2 separate regions of the Homo sapiens genome follow, and region 1 is linked to region 2. The links are chromatin loops, found by intact Hi-C in ENCODE. Cell type or tissue: Caco-2. All regions are shown on one strand. Links, peaks and the distances in the headings refer to the core of each region. The heading gives the core; the rest is flanking DNA. Region 1 has its middle 380 kb from the start of DELEC1. Region 2 overlaps TNFSF8 (TNF superfamily member 8).

The links. Peaks named below come from ENCODE experiments on the same cell type or tissue, not always from the same donor. Only the 100,000 strongest peaks of a DNase experiment are listed, where the experiment ranks them.
Region 1: a loop joins it to region 2, with 13 times the contacts of the local background. A loop is called at or near these places in 15 of 110 quality-filtered maps.

Annotation. Positions count from the first base shown.
Region 1 is chr9:115,523,368-115,526,291 of GRCh38, forward strand. No RefSeq gene overlaps it. Among named protein-coding and RNA genes, the nearest start is that of DELEC1, 380 kb to the left of the region's middle. In Caco-2, for the core only: a CTCF peak has its summit at 1,326 (motif pointing left); no DNase peak of the experiment used is centred there.
Region 2 is chr9:114,905,699-114,908,538 of GRCh38, forward strand. TNFSF8 (TNF superfamily member 8) reads right to left here. Exons shown (of 4, transcript NM_001244.4): 3 at 130-201. Among named protein-coding and RNA genes, the nearest start is that of TNFSF8, 23 kb to the right of the region's middle. RefSeq lists enhancers at 1,648-2,270, 2,271-2,840. In Caco-2, for the core only: a CTCF peak has its summit at 1,464 (motif pointing left); a DNase peak (open chromatin) is centred at 1,413.

The DNA.
Region 1 (2,924 bases), core at 179-2,678, 620 kb after region 2:
TAAGGGGGCAGGCAGATTTTTCATGCACAAAGGATCAGACTGCCCTTCCCTTATATAATGGGGTGACAGTCTCATCCTTCCAAGAGATGTGTCCTTAGTTCCTCAGTTTTCTTTTATGGAACTCTAACCTCAGTGACAAAAGAGTGATTTATCTTTCCAGTAGAGGCTCATCATGGGATTTCAAAATATCTACATGTATGTTCAGATTTGCAAAGTACCCTATTCTCTTTTTCCCCAGTTCTAGGAGAGACTGCTCTTGATGAATCAAAAATGGTTTCCTGGCATGTGTCTTGTTGAGAACAGAAGGAAAAACAAAATTTAATCACTGGCATATATCCCACCACAATCAATTTCACGATTCTATAATGCAATTGCACCATTTCTTGCTAATATGTGCTATTAGACAGCAGATTTGTTGAGAGTGGGAATTACATCTTACCTATAACCATTAAGGCATTACACCTTAATTCTATCCATGCACAGTTTCTAAGCTAGAACCTGCTGCGGAGTTGCACTCTAGTGATTTATTTATTATTTCACTAAAGAAAGAAGACTGAATGAGTGCATGGATCTCCTCCTAGAGTCCTTTCTGGGCACCATGTTCAAAATGAAAAAGGTCTTTTATCTGTGGTCACCAAAATTATATTTCTGAAAAAGATGCTGAAGTTTGTCTTTGATAAGCTCTCTTACATGTAATTACCTATGTTCCTGGCTATCTTTTATAAAGCAGCAATAAACTCAAGATTGTCTAATAACAATACCAGTGGAAGTACTATGTGCAAAGACCCCTTGGGAATCCCAGGATGGAAACACCTTCCATTAAAAAAGGTAACAGTCTCTTCCTTGGCAATACAGGATAATGGTGATATCAGAATATTTCAGAACGTATGTGCCTACTTATCAACAGGTATCAGTGTGAAGACACTGTGTACAGGTTCTGGCTCTAGCTCTGCTGCCAACCTACTAAGCTAGCTTTGATAAGTCTTTGTCCATCTCTGGGGCTCAGTTTCATTTTCTCCAAAAAGCAGTGGAAGGAATGTATTATCTCCGTGATCACTTGGAAAACCACATCCCTGCTTATTAATCTCCTGGAAGCTCCTATGGATTACGTACCTAAAATCAGACATGCTGGTCTAGCTCACAGGCCCTTTCCCTCAACACTGACCCTCATCTGACTGGTGGGCCAGCCAAGACTTAATATTTACCATTATGTTGTGTCCAAAGAGAACTGCTGTGATCTGGTAGTGGGGATTTGGAGTTTTCAAAATCCTGAACAGTGGCTCTTTACTGCTCCCTGGTGGTATAAGTGGGCTTCTGATGATGTCCAAAGAAAACGTTTTCTCTCTGAGATGTAGACTCCGCTCTTATCTTTTGGAAGGCTTAATGAGCCAAATATGTAACATGCCAGCACAATGCCTGCTACCAAGTAGCTGCTGAATAATGCATATTTATTTGTCCCTTCCAAAGGAAATTGGCTACAGATAGTTATGTTTTGAAGATTCTTTAAAAATATTACCATTATAGAGTAGGAATTTAGAGCATACAATAATAATGATAATGATAATAAATAATAATAGCAGTAAATCATGGGTATTTATTATATAACACCAAAAAAACTAAAAGTAATCAAGCAAAAGAGGGGTATACAAACTCTGAAAAAAATGAAAATTTATGTATTTGCTCATTCTTTTATTTATAATTTGTGAAGATGATAGGAATAAGGGGAGTCTAACACTTATTAGAGTCTATATTTTTCCATGTTTTCCATGTTGATATTTAACACCTAGAAAAATCTAATCATGCAGAAGTGAATAGCCTCATTCTACATAGGAGGGAACTGCGGCTCAGGGAGACAAATAGCGTGCTGAACGTTCCAAGAGCAATGTGTGGCCAGCATCTATAATTTAATCCAAGTATGCCTTGCCCCAGACCTTTGCTGTTTCTAACATATCATCCAGCTTTCTGGGGGCTTTAAAATCACTTCATCGTCTACCCCTTGAAAAGACGGAGAAACAATGACTCAGAGAGAGATGCTCTTTCTCCAGTGGTATGCTGGTAAATGTTTACCAACCAAGTCAGGGTGGTGGTGGGCAGGGACCAATCTATGGTATTTGCTGATTTCTCTGTTTAAAAAATACTCTCATCATGATCTATTTTATTGAATGTGGAGTTGGAAAGTAACGGGCTCTCGTGTGCTGGCAGCACATGACTGCTCCTAAATTTTACAGTGACAGCTTACAAATATTTATTGAGTATCAACATATTCCAGACTGATGTGAACAAGAACTCAAGTGTCTGGGCCAACTCCAGCTCCCTTCTGCTTTCTGGCTCTGGACAATAGAATCTGAGATGTCATTCTGCTACAACCTCACCAATTGGCCATTTTAGCCTCTGATTCTGCCCTTTTCCTATGACTCTGACTTCATGATATGAGAATATTTAGTATCAAGGTGAGGTGGCAAGACATTCATAGAGACTTAAATGAGTCACTGTCTGCCTATAGTAATGCCCCTTAGTATGGGAAAGAGATGCCCCTCTCATGGTGTGGTACCAATCAGCATCAGGATCTCTGCAATATGCTTATGCCAGTGGACTCTATGCTTCATGAAGGCAGAATATCTATCTTTTTATATACAGTTGCATTTCTAGAGCATAGAAAGATGGACTGATCCACTGTAGGTACATAATAAATAATTGTTGATGGCCAGGATATTAGAATTTCACTGTTTATATAAATTGCTTATTATTCTATGATTTTGGAAAGGACATTTAAAACCTCTGGAAGTCAGTTTCTCTATCATTGAAATGAAGAAAATACTAGCTACTATGAAAGTTTTTATAGGATTAAAATACTGTACATCAAGTTCTAGGTACATAGTAGAAAATAAACAAAGAAAATTATTCTTTTCCTTCTCCTCCTTCTC
Region 2 (2,840 bases), core at 1-2,500:
ACTAAACAGTACACATCTGCAGGTCACATTTGGCCATGGGACTCTAATTATGACTTCTGGCTTAAAAGTTGCTGAAAAGCCACAGAAGCGGTTTTCATATGTTTAGGTTTCCTGGGCTTGGTTACTGACCTTGGAGGTAGGCCCATGACTTCTTGAATGGAGCCCTTTTCAGGATACATAAGAGGTCTTCTGAGCAATTTCCTAAAAATAAGGAGACGATGCATTAAAATGTCTTTTGCCGTTTTGGGATCTGGAAATACCTGATCTTTTTCTACAACACTTTGATGGAGACAATTACCGTTCTGTTTTCCATTTTCAGAATAAGGAGAAAAGCTCTTTATTTCTCATTTTGCCATCAGGTATTTTAGGATTTTAATTTTTTAAATTTATTTTTATTGATTGCTTCCACTTGGACTTTTATGGAAGACTGTGGAAATCAGGGAAGGAAACAAATATGACATCCATTCCTATAATGTGTCAGGGGCCATTTTTTGGCACTATACGTATTTCATCTCCTTAATCTTTGCAGCAACTCTGTGAGAGGGGTATTATTAAGCCCCTTTTACAGATGGGAAAAAAATCTGGGGGCCACGCAGGTGAAATACATTGTTTCGTGGTGCCTTGCCAGGCAGTGGTAGTGAGAATGATAATACTGATAGTAAATACTGTCAACTTATCTACCACACACCAGAAACTAGTCTGGGTACTTTTACAGCTGGGTAATATATCAGCTAATCTAGTTCTCAGACTAATCCTGCAGGGTTAACTTTGATGCCTAGAGGTGGTCAATACCATCGCCTAAGTTCAGACAAGTTTGTGTAAATGCTGGAATTGCCCATGGCTAATTCCAGAGGCCAGGTTTCCTGTTCTAGGCTATTTTGCTAGACAACGAAGATAAAAACATCTTGGTGTTCAATTTTAAGAGGACACAGGGTTAAAGAAATCTTAACAGAAGTCCTGCTATTTGGAGCTTCCTTGGCAGAGGCAAACATAATATTATGTTATTATGGTATTTAAGAAATAAAAATATTTTTCATATATTCACTAGTGATGGTGGCTTAGCTTTTTTTTATTACAGTAACTACTTAATATTTTGTATGCAAAGATTCAAGTTATACATTTCCTGCAATGACACTTGAATTCAACTTATTCAGAGCTAATCTCTTCTTTGATCCTTGGTTTCCCCATGTGTAAAACTGGACAATCTTTGACCTGACATGGACATCTTCTCAAAGATGTCACCAGAGATGACCATGTAGTCCATCCATCAGACGGTAGGCAGCCAACGGCCCATTCAATGGAGCAGCCACACCCTGGGATATTTGCTCACTGCATTGCCGAGTAGTACCTGCTGGGCTCACAACCTTTCCCATTGCAGTCTCTGCCCAGCCCTGAGAAAGTCCCTCCTGGCCATCCTCATAGCTTCATGGGGGCTTTGGAGTGGTTGAAAGTTAAATGAAGAGTTCCCTCTGCTGTCTGAACAAGCTCACTGCGAGAGGCACTCCGGGCAGAAGCAGGGGCAGTTTTCCTCCTTATCTGCTGCATCCACATAGAGCTTCTGGTCCAAAGCTCTCTTGGTGGTGAGAGCCAGTGGGTCAGCTGTCATCCCCTTGGTTTCATCCTCATGCATCCTCTGATCAGTGCTCTGGTCCTGCCTGTTGCAGCCCACAGCCCACACTCTTGGGGTTTGTAGTCAGAACCCCAACACTAATGGCTGCTTATGCTCCTAATGGACTGTGACTATGGTTAGAGAGTCCTCCTGGCGTAGCCTCCTACTCTAAGCTGCAGAACATCAAGCCAGGGAGACAGACCTGGCTGTCTGTTTGCATGGAAGCCCTTTCTGACTCCTTTCGCCTGCAGGATCAGGCCCAAGCTCCTCAGCATGGCTTTCATGGTCCCCATTGTTCTGACTCCTACTGAACTCTCTGGTCTCACCCCTCACCTTCCCTCCTCCCCTTTCCCTTTATGTTCCAATAGTAATAATAACGAGGAGGAACAGTGATAATAATATGAATGGTCATAACTAATACATGTTGAGTGATAGCCATTTTCCAGGTACTCTGCTAAGTATGCTACATGCATTATTTCATTTAATTCTCACAATAACACGATAAGAGAGGTACCATAATTAAGTCTATCTTGTACATAAGGAAATGGACCCTTTTAAAGGTTAACTGACTTGTTCACATTCACACAGGTAGTCAGGGGTGGAGTAGAGATCCAAACTCAGGCTGCCTGACCGCTGCCCGAATGGATTCCTGACTGCTGTCCGGGAGTTTGGGGCTTTGCAGTCCCCCTAAACATACCATTTAGGAATGTTGATTTATCATTACACCTTGGCACTTGCTGGGCTCTCTACCTGGACTGCCTCCTTCACCAGGCAAGTTTTTCCTTGTTTGAAACACAGCCTAGCAGTCAGCTCCTCCAGGATACTTCCTTTGCCTATTTGCCCATTCTATCAGACAGTGAACCCTCAGGGCAGAGACTCCTGTTTATAAACCCCCACTGCCCAGTCTAGCAGATGCTCTGTAAATATTTGTTGAATTGAATCACCTAGTTCATCTTTCTTGTTTCCCTCTGTGGATACAGAGTAAGTACTTAGGACAACAGTGAGGTGAATCAGGACGCTTGGCTTGCCTTTTGCCTGAGGGCTAGAATAACACAGGGCCTCATTCTCCCACTGGCATTGCAGGTCAGGCTAGATTAGATGGGAAGATAAGATTCATGCCTTGGGCTGAGGCCAGCACAAAACATCAAGAACAGGCTCTGCTCATTGGCCGAAAGCCCTCTTACACTGTTCTCCTTACCCCTTATGGCAGGTGAGCCTCTGTAAACAGGTG